Regions from separate parts of the Homo sapiens genome. Here region 2 is linked to region 1. Evidence: chromatin contacts called from ENCODE Hi-C or POLR2A ChIA-PET data. All regions are on one chromosome and are shown on one strand. Each heading gives the region's core, a stretch centred on a gene start or an enhancer-like site at or near the end of the contact. The rest is flanking DNA. Distances are from core to core; before and after follow the strand shown.

What was found. Hi-C counts contacts between places; a loop is a spot of excess contacts on that map. ChIA-PET counts read pairs that join two places held with the same protein, here RNA polymerase II (POLR2A). Pooled maps may share reads with other maps.
Region 2: a loop to region 1 is called in a map of heart right ventricle, with 15 times the contacts of the local background. The contact joins two enhancer-like sites. A Hi-C loop is called at or near these places in 10 of 168 maps with a recorded cell type or tissue (Right ventricle myocardium inferior, cardiac septum, endothelial cell of umbilical vein and 4 more) and 11 of 50 pooled maps. POLR2A ChIA-PET finds 5 or more read pairs at or near these places in 4 of 52 experiments (MCF 10A, T-cell, WTC11 and 1 more).

Annotation. Positions count from the first base shown.
Region 1 is chr20:17,743,968-17,750,078 of GRCh38, forward strand. No RefSeq gene overlaps it. Among named protein-coding and RNA genes, the nearest start is that of BANF2, 47 kb to the left of the region's middle. Within about 2 kb of position 3,549, at least 2 of the 41 ENCODE cell types and tissues checked have a DNase peak (open chromatin) inside an H3K27ac peak, as active enhancers do.
Region 2 is chr20:17,892,075-17,898,185 of GRCh38, forward strand. No RefSeq gene overlaps it. Among named protein-coding and RNA genes, the nearest start is that of SNORD17, 68 kb to the right of the region's middle. RefSeq lists enhancers at 3,436-4,112, 3,767-3,906. Within about 2 kb of position 3,682, at least 26 of the 41 ENCODE cell types and tissues checked have a DNase peak (open chromatin) inside an H3K27ac peak, as active enhancers do.

The DNA of each region.
Region 1 (6,111 bases), core at 2,299-4,798:
GTTCTACATGAATGTGAATGTTTTATTCCGCACCATGGTTAATTCACTTTAGCCCCAGGAGGCTTTGGGGGTGCTAATACTTTACTAACACCCCCAAAGCCTCCCAGGACTGAGATGAGGGGTGTTTTCTCTGTCTCAAAAGCGGAGAAACTTAACCAAAGAGGTTAACACAGCCATGATGATTTGGCTGGTGATTTCACTCTAAGTCTGTCTGGCACTGAAGCTGTGCCTGCTGTCTGCAGAGCCCCCATTGGTGGTGGGGAGCGGATCTGGTGATTCTGAGATGCTCTTGGGATCTCGAAGGGAGCACTGACCAAGGACAGACAGGCATCACAAGGGATGAGAAAGACTCATTGGAATGGTCATGGAAAGAGGACCATGATGCATTAAGGGGGAAGCAGTTTACTAAAAAAGAATCACTCTACAAATGTTTACTGAGCACCTACTATGTGCCTGGCACAGTTCTAGGTACAACAGAGAACAGGACAGACAAAAACCATCATTCCTTAGGAGCTGACATTCTATGGATGAGGCAGAAAAGAAGGGTTAAATAAAATAAGTATTAATATGAATCATGAAATTGGCACTTTTTTGGCTGAAAGTAGCTGAATAGGGCCGGGTGACGTGGCTCATGCCTGTAATCCCAACATTTTGGGAGGCCAAGGCAGGCGGATCACCTGAGGTTGGGGGTTCAAGACCAGACTGACCAACATGGAGAAACCCCATCTCTACTAAAAATACAAAATTAGCTGGGTGTGGTGGTGCATGCCTGTAATCCCAGCTAGTAGGGAGGCTGAGGCATGAGAATCGCTGGAACCCGGGAGGTGGAGGTTGTGGTGAGCCGAGATCACGCCATTGCACTCTAGCCTGGGCAACAAGACTGAAACTCCACCCCCCAAAAAAAGGAAAATAGCTGAATATAGGCAATTTCATATGGTTCAACATGATACTATGTTAGTTTCATGATGGGTGCTATGAGGAAAATAAAGCAAAGAAAGAGGTCAAGAAGGCTAAGGAGAGTGGGGATTTTAAGTAGAGTAGTCACAGAAGGCCTCACTGCAAGGACTAATTACAGTCAAGTAAGCAGTGAGGCTGAGAGCAGTGGGGTAGCTGGGAGAAGACCATACCAGGCTAAGGGAGCAGCTCACACGAAGGCTCTGGGGTGGGATGGGCCCAAGGAGGGGAGTGAACCAGTTGAAGAGAAAATGGGTGGGATCAGATTGCATGGGGCCTTGAGGGTCATTGACAAGACATTGGCTTTTACTCCAGCTGAGCCTGAAATCCACTGGAGGGCCACAAGGTCAGACACACATTTTTGAAGTATCACTCTATGGTGTTTAGAACACTCTGGAGGAGCAAGCATGAGAAGAGAGACCAGTTAGGAGGCTACAGCATGAACCCAGGGCAGAGGTGAGGGTGGGTTAGGCCAGGATGAGAGTGATGTCCTGGTGAAAGTGATCAGATTCTGCATCTATTTTGAAGGTAGGGCCCCTGGAGTGAGTGTAGGAAGAAAAAAGTAGAGGTCAAGGCCTGAGCCCTGCACATACCAATGTTTAGAAGGCAGAGAGATGACCGAGGAGGAGCGGGGGTTCCTAAATGCCGTGCGAAGAAGGTGTTTCCAGGAGGAGGGAGTGAGCAACTGTGTCAAATGCTACCGATGGGTCAGATGAGGGGAGAACTAAGAATCGATGAAGGACAGTGTTTTTGGATGCTCTGCAAAAGATCCCGGGGTGGGGGCAGGGGGAATGAGGGGGGAACTTTGGGGATACGGGAGAGAGAGGGAAGAGCTGCTGCAGCGTGTCCTTGAGTAGACAATAGGTTTGGGATCCAAACAGAAGGAAAGACTGGCCTTGGCTAGGAGGACACCCACAGTGGGCCATAGGAGGGAAGGCAGAGCAGGCAGCCCTGATGCAGAGAAGAAGGTGTTGTGGTAGTGGGAGTTTAAGGAATTTCTCTTCTGGTGGCTTCTGTTTTCTCAGTGCAACAGGAAGCAAGATGGCAGGCTATGAATGAGAATGGGGAGTAAAGATGAAGTGTGAGCTAGTTGTCTAGGACAGTGGAAAGGTGGATACATTTTTATAAAGAGAAGGTATAACAATATAGACATATATATATATACTATAACAGTATAGGATAAACAATATAGATTAGCCAAGTAGATAGATGATAGATTAGATAGATAGATAGATAGATAGATAGATAGATAGATAGATAGATGATAGATATAGATGGATTGGATGATGGATAGATAGATAGAGATCCATTATCCATAGCATAGATCCTGGCTATTCTATGATACATGCATAGAAAAAACTGTGGAAAGAGAGATGCTGAACTGCCAGCAGTGGTTATCCTTGAGGGATGTGATTAAAAGGCCCTTTCACGCTCCACTCTATGCAGTAGTCCAGCATTTAAATTTTTGCACTAAGTATTACTTTTACAAATCAGAAAAAAGCAAGACAGACATTTCCATTTTGGAACACAAAGCATTAGAGCTGTAGAGAGCAGGGGGACGAGGTCCTGGGACAGCATTCTGTGGGCTCACACCCATCCTTCTCCCTCTGTGTCGCTGTCTCGCATCAGGAGCTCTCTTTCTAAGCCGAAGACAGCGCCTCCTACATTTCTCTGTCTTGGAGATTTTTGGATCTCCTTACACCTTCCAATTTTAATTCTCTGGTTACTTTTCCAAGGCCAAGGTCACCTTGGCGAAATGCAGGGTGGCTGTCTTTCTTTCTTGACTCATTTCTTTGTGCCTGTTTCTAGCAGATTCTTCAAAGCTGTGCACTGGTGCCCCCTTGATAGTAAAGTCTCTGTTTTATTTTAAGGATAATCTTTAACTGCACAAACTATGCTGCTTTAGTGCTTGGCCTGGTGATTGATTCTTCTTGGACCAGATTGAGAAGCCACTGTAGCCAGGGCACTGGGCAGAGAGTTAGAGGGCCGGATAATGCCATTAAGTGGGTGGGGGGCCAATGACAAAACACTTAGTTTGTCTGAGTTGCTGTTTCTTGGACTGTTAAATGAGAAAAGTAACTGATTTTCTTACCTCCTAGCTTTGTTTTGAAGAAAGCTCAAAAGTAGACATGAAGGCATTTTAAATAGAAAAGGAGGTGAGGTGGCCGAGTCCGGTGGCTCACACCTGTAATCCCAGCATTTTGAGAGGCTGAGGTGGGTAGATCACAAGGTCAGGAGTTCGAGACCAGCCTGGCCAACATGGTGAAACCCCATCTCTACCAAAAAGACAAAAATTAGCCAGGCATGGTGGGGCGTGCCCGTGATCCCAGCTATTCAGGAGGCTGAGGCAGGAGAATTGCTTGAACCCAGGAGGAAGAGGTTGCAGTGAGCCAAGATCACACCACCACACTCCAGCCTGGGTGACAGAGCAAGACTCCATCTCAAAACAAAACAAAACAACAACAAAAAAAAGCAAAGGAAGTGAGGTGCTGTGCAGCAATGGAACATGCAGTTATTGATATATTTTACTTTGGACAGCAGCTGCAGATGACTAACATTGGTGGCAGCTCCTCAGACCTCACCGTCTGTGTGCATGAGTCAGTGCAGGCTACGCTGTGCTGTGATAGCAACAACCACCCCCAGGAGCTCAGTGGCTTAGGACAGCAAAGCTGTCTATCTCATGCCCATTCCGTGCCCATCTCAGGTCTGCTGGGACAGCTCTGTGTTGTCCTGTCTCCACAACCTGAGCTGACACAGCAACCTCATCTTGAATGTATGCAGGATACTTCAGCAGAAAGAAGTGTCTCACACTAGCCATTAAATGCTCTGGCTCAGAAGTGACATGTCACTTTCACTAACAAACGGCTGGTCAGCACCAGTCACATGGCCCCACCCAGCCCCAAGGGGACCAGGTAGTGCTGTCTGCTGGGAGAGGAGAGAATGGAAAATTGGGGTGAACATCACAAATCACTACCATGTGAACCTATCTTGGGAGTGGGGGTGAGAGTCACAGGAAGTCCCCGAGAAGGCTCTGTTATAGGCAATGTTTGCCCCTTTTTTGTCTTTTTACAGATTTACAATGACTGAGTTTCTTAACCAATGTGCGTGGGTACGATGAATAAATCGTGGATTTACATTGTGAAAACTTTGGAAAATATAGGGGAATGTATAGAAGAAAATGAATAAGTTAGGAAATAAACCCTATCATCTAATATTTTATCGGATTTCTTTCCAGTCTTTTTTCAATTGCCTATAGGTACATTTTTAAATAATAGCTTTATTTCAATAAAATTTGTATACCATAAAATTTGTTCTTTTAAAGTGTACAACTTGGTGGTTTTCAGTATATTCACAGAGTTGATACAACTCTCGCCACTATTTGATTTTAGAATATTTTCATCACCCCAAAAAGGTATCCCCCTAGCAGTTGCTCCCCTCCCCCAGCCCAACCCAGCCCCTGGCGATCACAAATGGACTTTGTGTTTCTATGGATTTGCCTGTTCTGGACCTTTCATGTAAATAGAATCACATGCTGTGTAGTCTTTTGTGACTGGCTTCTTTCACTTAGCATCATGTTTTCAAGGCAAATCAATGTCACATGTATGCTGTATATTTTCAAAAGCAAATTGAGAGGCTGGGCGCAGTGGCTCATGCCTGTAATCTCAACACTTGGGAGGCCAAGGCGGGCAGATCACCTGAAGCTAGGAGTTCGAGACCAGCCTGGCTAACATGGTGAAATCCTGTCTCTACTAAAAAATGCAAAAAAATTTAGCTGGGCATGGTGGCGCATGCCTGTAATTCGAGCTACTTAGGAGGCTGAGGCAGAAGAATCGCTTGAACCCAGGAGGCAGATGATGCAGTGAGCCAAGATCACGCCACTGCACTCCAGCCTGGGGGACAGAGAGACGTCTCAAAAAAATAATTTAATAAATAAATAAAATTTTAAAATTTTAAAAATGATCTTATCAAACATAAGTTATCCTGTTTCTTTCATTTGTATGCTTTAAACATTTTCCCTCATCATTAAATCTTTTTGGAAAAATGGCTGTTTTTTTTTTTTTTTTTTTTTTTTTTAAGATGGAGTCTCGCTCTGTCGCCCAGGCTGGAGTGCAGTGGCCCTATCTCGGCTCACTGCAACTTCTGCCTCCCAGGTTCAAGTGATTCTCCTGCCCCAGCTTCCCGAGTAGCTGGGACTTCAGGCGCACACCACCACACCAGGCTTATTTTTGTATTTTTAGTATAGACGGGGTTTCACCATGTTGGCCAGGCTGGTCTCGAACTCCTGACCTCAGATGTTCTGCCCACCTTGGCCTCCCAAAGTACTGGGATTACAGGCGTGAGCCACCTCACCCAGCCTGAAAAATGGTTTTTAACGGCTATGTGTATAACAATCCATCAAATTTGTGTCCAATAATGTGTTGATTTGTGCCTTCTCTTTTTGACTTTTTGGCTTTCAGTTTTTTCACCATTACAATCAAAGCTTTTATGAGCAGCTATATACGTATTTTTTAAAAAATGAATGAGTGAATTCTAAAACAGAAATCTTTGCAATATTTTCCATTCTTCTTTTAAGGAAGATGCCTAAGAATGCATTTAACTGAATAAGAAGGCAGAAACATTTTTAAGACTTTTGATTCTTACTGCAGCTGGTTTTTCTAGTCACCAACCTGGGGACTGGCTTCATGTTAGTCTGATGACATCCTACCCCATCTCAGAGTAAAACCAAATTTCTTAAGATGGTCTGGAAGACCCTGCACAATCTGGACCTATTCCTTCTCTCATCTCCTCTCCACCCTGGCCATACCGGCCCCTTGTTGGTCCTTAAACACACCAGAGCCGCTTGTTGGCAGAGAGGCCTCCCAGCCTCTGCACGGCTCCTCCTGTGCCTGGAGCAGCCTTCCCCAGCCTCCACCCAGCTCACTCACCCTTTAAGACTCTGCTTACACTTTCGCAGGAGGCCCTCTCATTAAAAACACCGCCCCTATCTCCTCTACCAGCTTTATAAAATGTTTTTTCTTCACAGTAGCCCTTATCATCTTCTAATATAATTTTAAAATGTACTTATTTTATTATGTCAACCCATTCAAATTAATCACTAGGGCCTGGCCCTGTGCCTAGTATGAGTAGGCATGCAATAAGTAAGTGTTGAATCAAGCC
Region 2 (6,111 bases), core at 2,432-4,931, 150 kb after region 1:
GTGAACTCATTTTTTACAAAGGTACCAAGAACATACATTGAGGAAAGGACAGTCTCTTCAATAAATAGTGCTGGGAAAACTGGATATCCATATGCAGAAGAATGAAACTAGACCCCTATCTCTTGCCATATACAACAATCAAATCAAAACGTATTAAAGACTTAAATCTAAGACCTGAAACTATGACACTATTAAAAGAAAACATTGGGAAAAAATCTCTCCAGGACTTTGGACTGAGCAAAGATTTCTTGAATAATACCCCACAAGCACAGACAACTAAAGCAAACATGGACAAACCACATCAAGTTAAAAAGCTTCTGCACAGCAAAGGAAACAATCAACAAAATAAAGAAACAACCCACAGAATAGGAGAAAATATCTGCAAACTATCCATCTGGCAAAGAATTAATAGCCAGGACATATAAGGAGCTCAAACCAGTCTATAGAAAAAAATCTAATAATCCAACCAAAAATGGGCAAAAGATCTGAATAGACATTTCTCAAAAGAAAACATACAGATGGCAAACAGGCATATTGAAAGGTGCTCAACATTATCGGTCATCAGAGAGATGCAAATCAAAACTACAATGAGAGGTCATCTCACCCCAGTTAAAATGGCTTTTGTCTTTTGGACAGGCAATAACAAATGCTGTCAAGGATGTGGAGAAAAGGGAACCCTTGTACACTGTTGGTGGGAATGTAAATTAGTACAGCCACTAGGGAGAACAGCTTGGAGGTTCCTCAAAAAACTAAAAATAGAACTACCATATGATCCAGCAATTCCACTGCTAAAAATATACCCCCAAAAAAGGAAATCAGCATAATGAAAGGATATCTGCACTTCCATGTTTGTTGCAGCTCTGTTCACAATAGCCAAGATTTGGAAGCCACCTAAGTGTCCATCAACAGATGATTGGATAAAGAAAATGTGGTACATATACACAATGGAGTACCATTCTGCCATAAAAAAGAATGAGATCCTGTCATTTGCAACAACATGAACGGAACTGGAGGTTCTTATGTTAAGTGAAACAAGCCATGCACAGAAAGACAAACTTCACATGTCCTCACTTATTTGTGGGAGCTAAATATTACAACAATTGAACTCATGGTGATAGAGAGTAAAAGGATGGTTACCAGAGGCTGGGAAGGGTAGTGGGGTGGGGGTAGAGTGGGGATGGTTAACGGATACAAAAATATAGTTAGATAGAATAAATAAGATCTAATATTTGATAGCACAACAAACTGACAGCAGTCAACAATAGTATATTATACATTTAAAGACAACTAAGAGTATAACTGGATTGTTTGTAACACAAAGAAAGGATAAATGCTGGCTGGATGCAGTGGCTCATGCCTGTAATCCCAGCACTTTGGGAGGCTGAGGCGGGTGGATCATGAGGTCAGGTGTTCAAGACCAGCCTGGCCAACATAGTGAAACCACATCTCTACTAAAAATACAAAAAAAAAAAAGGGAAATTCAGATACACGTTACAACATGGACGAATCTTGAGGACATTATGCTCAGTGAAATAAGCCAGTCACAGAAGGACACATACTGCATACAAGGTACCTAAAGTGTCAAATTCACAGACAGAAAGTAGAATGTGGTTGCCAGGGCCTGCAGAGAGAGGGAATGGGGAGTTATTTAATGGGTATAGAGTTTCAGTTTTGCAAGATGAAAAGTTCTATTACACAACAAGGTGCAAACAGTTAATACTACTGTACTATACACTTATAAATGGTTCAGATGGTAAATTTTATGCTATGTGTTTTTTTTACTACAATTAAAAATAAAATTGTCTCATCAAGGAGCAAGCACCCTGGGGTTTTCATACAACTCCCATCCCTCGCCCACCAGCTGAGAATCACTCTTGAGGTGTTAACTCCCCACACTCCAAGGGCCATAGAGCATGCCCTGTAGAGAGATACAGGGAGCCACAGGCACACATGGAATGGTCTGAGGTCACCTCCCAGTGCCCGGGAGACATTGGGGCACTGACCACATCTGCCATATCATTTACCTTTGAGTCCTCTGTAAAACAGGAATGATAAATACCTACCTCGATAGACCAGTTGCAAAGGCTACTTTGAACATACGCAGACTTAGACTTAACACAGTGCCTGGCCCACAGTTAAAATGTTATAATCAGGCTGGGTGGTGTGATGGCTCCCACCTGTAATCCTAACACTTTGGGAGGCTGAGGTAGGAGAGTTGCTTGAGCCCAGGAGTTCGAGACCAGCCTGGTCAACATAGCAAGACCCCATCTCTACAAAACTTTTTAAAATTAGCTGGATGTTCATCTGAGATGTGAGGATCTGAAAAAAAAAATTAGTCTGATGGGCTGGCCCACGCCTATAGTCCCAGCTGCTTGGGAGGCTGAAGCAGGAGAATCCCTGGAACCCTGGAGGTTGAGGCTGCAGTGAGCTATGATGGTGCCACTGCATTCCAACCTGGGTGACAGAGTGAGATTCTGTCTCTAAATAAATAAATAATTTAAAAATTAGTGGGGTGGCTGGGTGCAGTGGCTAACACCTGTAATCCCAGCACTTTGGGAGGCCGAGACAGGCGGATCACCTGAGGTCGGGAGTTCAAAACCAGCCTGACCAACATGGAGAAACCCCGTCTTTACTAAAAATATAAAATTAGCCGGGAGTGGTGGCACATGCCTGTAATCCCAGCTACTCGGGAGGCCGAGAGGCAGGAGAATCGCTTGAACCTGGGAGGCAGAGGTTGCAGTAAGCTGAGATCCCGCCATTGCACTCCAGCCTGGGCAACAAGAGCGAAACTCCGTCTCAAAAAAAAAAAAAAAAAATTAGCAGGGCATGGTGGCACACACCTGTAGTCCCAGTTACTTGGGAAGCTGAAGTGGGAGGATCCCCTGAGCCCAGGAGTTCCAGGCTGCAGTGAGCTATGAACAAGCCACTGCACTCACTCCAGCCTGGGCAACACAGCAAGGCTGTCTCTTAAAACAAACAAAAAGACTATAATCATTGTACACATCTGCCTTGTCTATTGGCAGGAACAGCGCCAGGACGGCAGGGGAAGAGCTCCGTTTCCCTCCCTGCTCTGGCTCCCTTTAAAGGTGGCTGCCTCTCAGCCTCCTGGCCCACCCGGCCTTCAGGGCCACAGGCCTCAAGCCAGCTGGACACCTCACACCGGACAGCTCTGCCCTGGGAATCCTGGAACCCCCTGCTAGTAGGCGCCACGACCCAGGTCGAGGAATGCCCTCAGCACAGAGACTGTCCCCTGGGGCAGCTCGCCCTACTGCCTGATAAGGGCGGCTCCTTCGCGGCTCCCAGACTCTGGAGCCTGCGGGCTGGGCTGCAGCCAAACGCAGACACCCCTCTAATGCCGACAGCCTGGCCCCCTTACCCTGTAGCTCTCCGCCCTCAGGATGCATTCTTCCCCAGAAGCTCCCTGCCCACCCCCACCTGGAAGGCCTCCCTCGTCTGAATCAGGGCGCACACAGCTGAGTCTCCAGCGCGGACACCCCGTCACCCCAACACCCTTCTCCTCCCCCCGAACAACCGCTTACGATTTTTAGAAATCAGTAAAATACATGCCCAGCTCCAAACTTTTGGAAGCGCCTCAGAGTTTTGCAGAGCATAGCAGTGGTTCTGGGCTCCCCAGTGCACCCCAGACTTGGCTCCCTCCTGCCCAGCCCACAGCCGCGTCCCGAGAGTGAAGGGGAAGCACAGGCAGCCCTTTCCGCCGCCCCCGCTGGCATGACATCACCTTCCCCACGCCGAGAAGCTGAAGTCTTTCTCATTTTGTTTCATGCTCCAAGCGCAGCTTTAAAAACCTTTCCTGGAGGTGGGGAGGGAAAATACCCAAAATATTAGCCGTGGCTACAGCTGGGTGTAGGATGCAGGGAGTTACTGTTTCCTTCTTTATACGTTTGTATTTTCCACAATGACCACATTCTATTTTTTATTGTCAGGAAAACGAATGAGTGTTTTTTAAGTAAGCAATTTAGAAGCCTATTTGGTTGCCTTCAGCATTTTTCAGGGCCTCAGCTCGTTTCTGGAGCCAGCTTTTCAGCCGCTCTTCTCTCCGTTCTCTCGCTCTCTGAGTGGAGTTCTCTGCCTTCCACCCTTTGCTTCTGTCCTTTGAAAATGTGAGCGAAGCACAGTTGCTTGTGCAAACCACACCAGCCTCCTGAGATCCTCTCGATTTTCCTTCTCACTGGGAATATTTTTCATCAGAATTTATTCTCCCAAACTAAGAAAGGGACCTCATGTCCCCGCTCATCTGATGCACTGAGAACACAGCATCATTTTCCCAGTATTCTTGCCAAGAATACACAACCTGAGGCTTATCATGAGGAAACATCAGGCAGACCCAAACTGAAGGACATTCTACAAGAAAACTGCGTGGACTCTTCAAAAATGTCAAGGTCAGGAAAGACAAAGAAAGCCCAAGGAACTGTCGCCGATTGGAGGAGATTAGAGACAGGGCAACCAACTGCAGCACGTGATCTGGGATATTGTGTTGCTATAAAGGACATTACTGGGACAGTTGGTGACATCTAAATCTGAATACGGTCTGTAGATTAGCTAATTGTATTGAATCAGTGTTCGTTTCCTGACTTAGTCACTGCACTGTGGCTGTGTAGCAGAATGTCCTTTACTTTTTAGGAATTATACACTGAAGCTTTGGGAGATAGAGGGCATCACATCTGCAATTTACTCTCTTATGATTCAGAAAAATATATATATTTGTACACACAGACAGAGAAAACAGTAAGGCAAATGTGGCAAAAATGTTAATATTTGGGGAATCTTGATGAAGAGTTTAAAAAAAAATCCTTTTGTTCTGTTCTTAGAATTTTTCTGTAAGTCCCTTTGCTTCTGACCTCTGGGTTAATGCAGTTGACACAACAGCCTGACTCCTAGGCTGACTGCTGACTAATTCTTTGCTTGATGCTCTTGACCTTGGACTGTGTCCTCCCCCGATTTAGCCCCTGTAGAGACAGTGAGCAGGAAGACTAGTTTGGTGAATAATAAATCCGCTGTCACTGCCACCATCACCACCAACAGGGGCAGAGGGACTTTTGCTGAGCACTCACTATGTAAGTCAATGCTCCCATACCCTGAGTGATGTACACAGTACTTCACTCAGTCCTCACAGTAGTCTTCTGAGGTTGCCATTACAATCCCCAATCTACAGATAAAGAAACTGAGGCTCAGAGAGATGAACTCACTTACCTAACGTCACAGCAGCTATTAAGTGGCAAGGCCAGAATTGACCCACAAATCTCTAGAACCCCACAGTCTTACACTAATCTGCCCTGACACTGGTAAGGAGACTGACTGGCTGTACTCTGTTCTGATATTTTCTCTCCTGATTCTCCTTTGCTGAAATAATAGAAACAAAAATAATTGTACCAGCCATAAAAAAATGAAATCCTGTCATTTTCAACAACATGGATGAACTTGGAGGACATCATATTAAGTGAAATAAGCCAGACACAGAGAGACAAATACTGCATGATCTCACTCATATGTGGAATCTAAAAAAAAAAAAAAAAAAAATTGATCTCATAGAAGAAGAGTCAGAGAGTCCAACAGTGGTTACCAGAGCCTGGGAAGGGCAGGGGAGAGGGGAGGATGGGGAGAGGTCGGTCAACAGGTACAAATTACAATTAGATGGGAGGCATAAATTCTGGGGTTCTGTTACACAGTAGGGTGGCTATGGTTAACAGTAAGATATTGTATATTACAAAATAGCTAGAGGAGAGGCTTTTGAATGTTCTCACCACAAGGGAATGATAAATGCCTAAGGTGATTGACATGCTAACTACCCTAATTTGACCATTATACAATATATGTATTAAAATATCAAACTGCACCCCATACCTATGTACAATGATAATGTGTCAATTAAACTAATTAATTTTAAAAAATTATTATAAAGCTATGCTGCTCCATAGAGTGACCACATGTAGCTGTTTAAATTTAATAAGGCTGGGCATGATGGCTCATGCCTGTTATCCCAGCACTTTGGCAAATCAAAGCAGAGAATTGCCTGAGGCCATGTGTTCAAGACCAATCTGGGCAACACAGTGAGATCCATCCCTAGAAAAAATAATTTTAAAATGAGCTGGG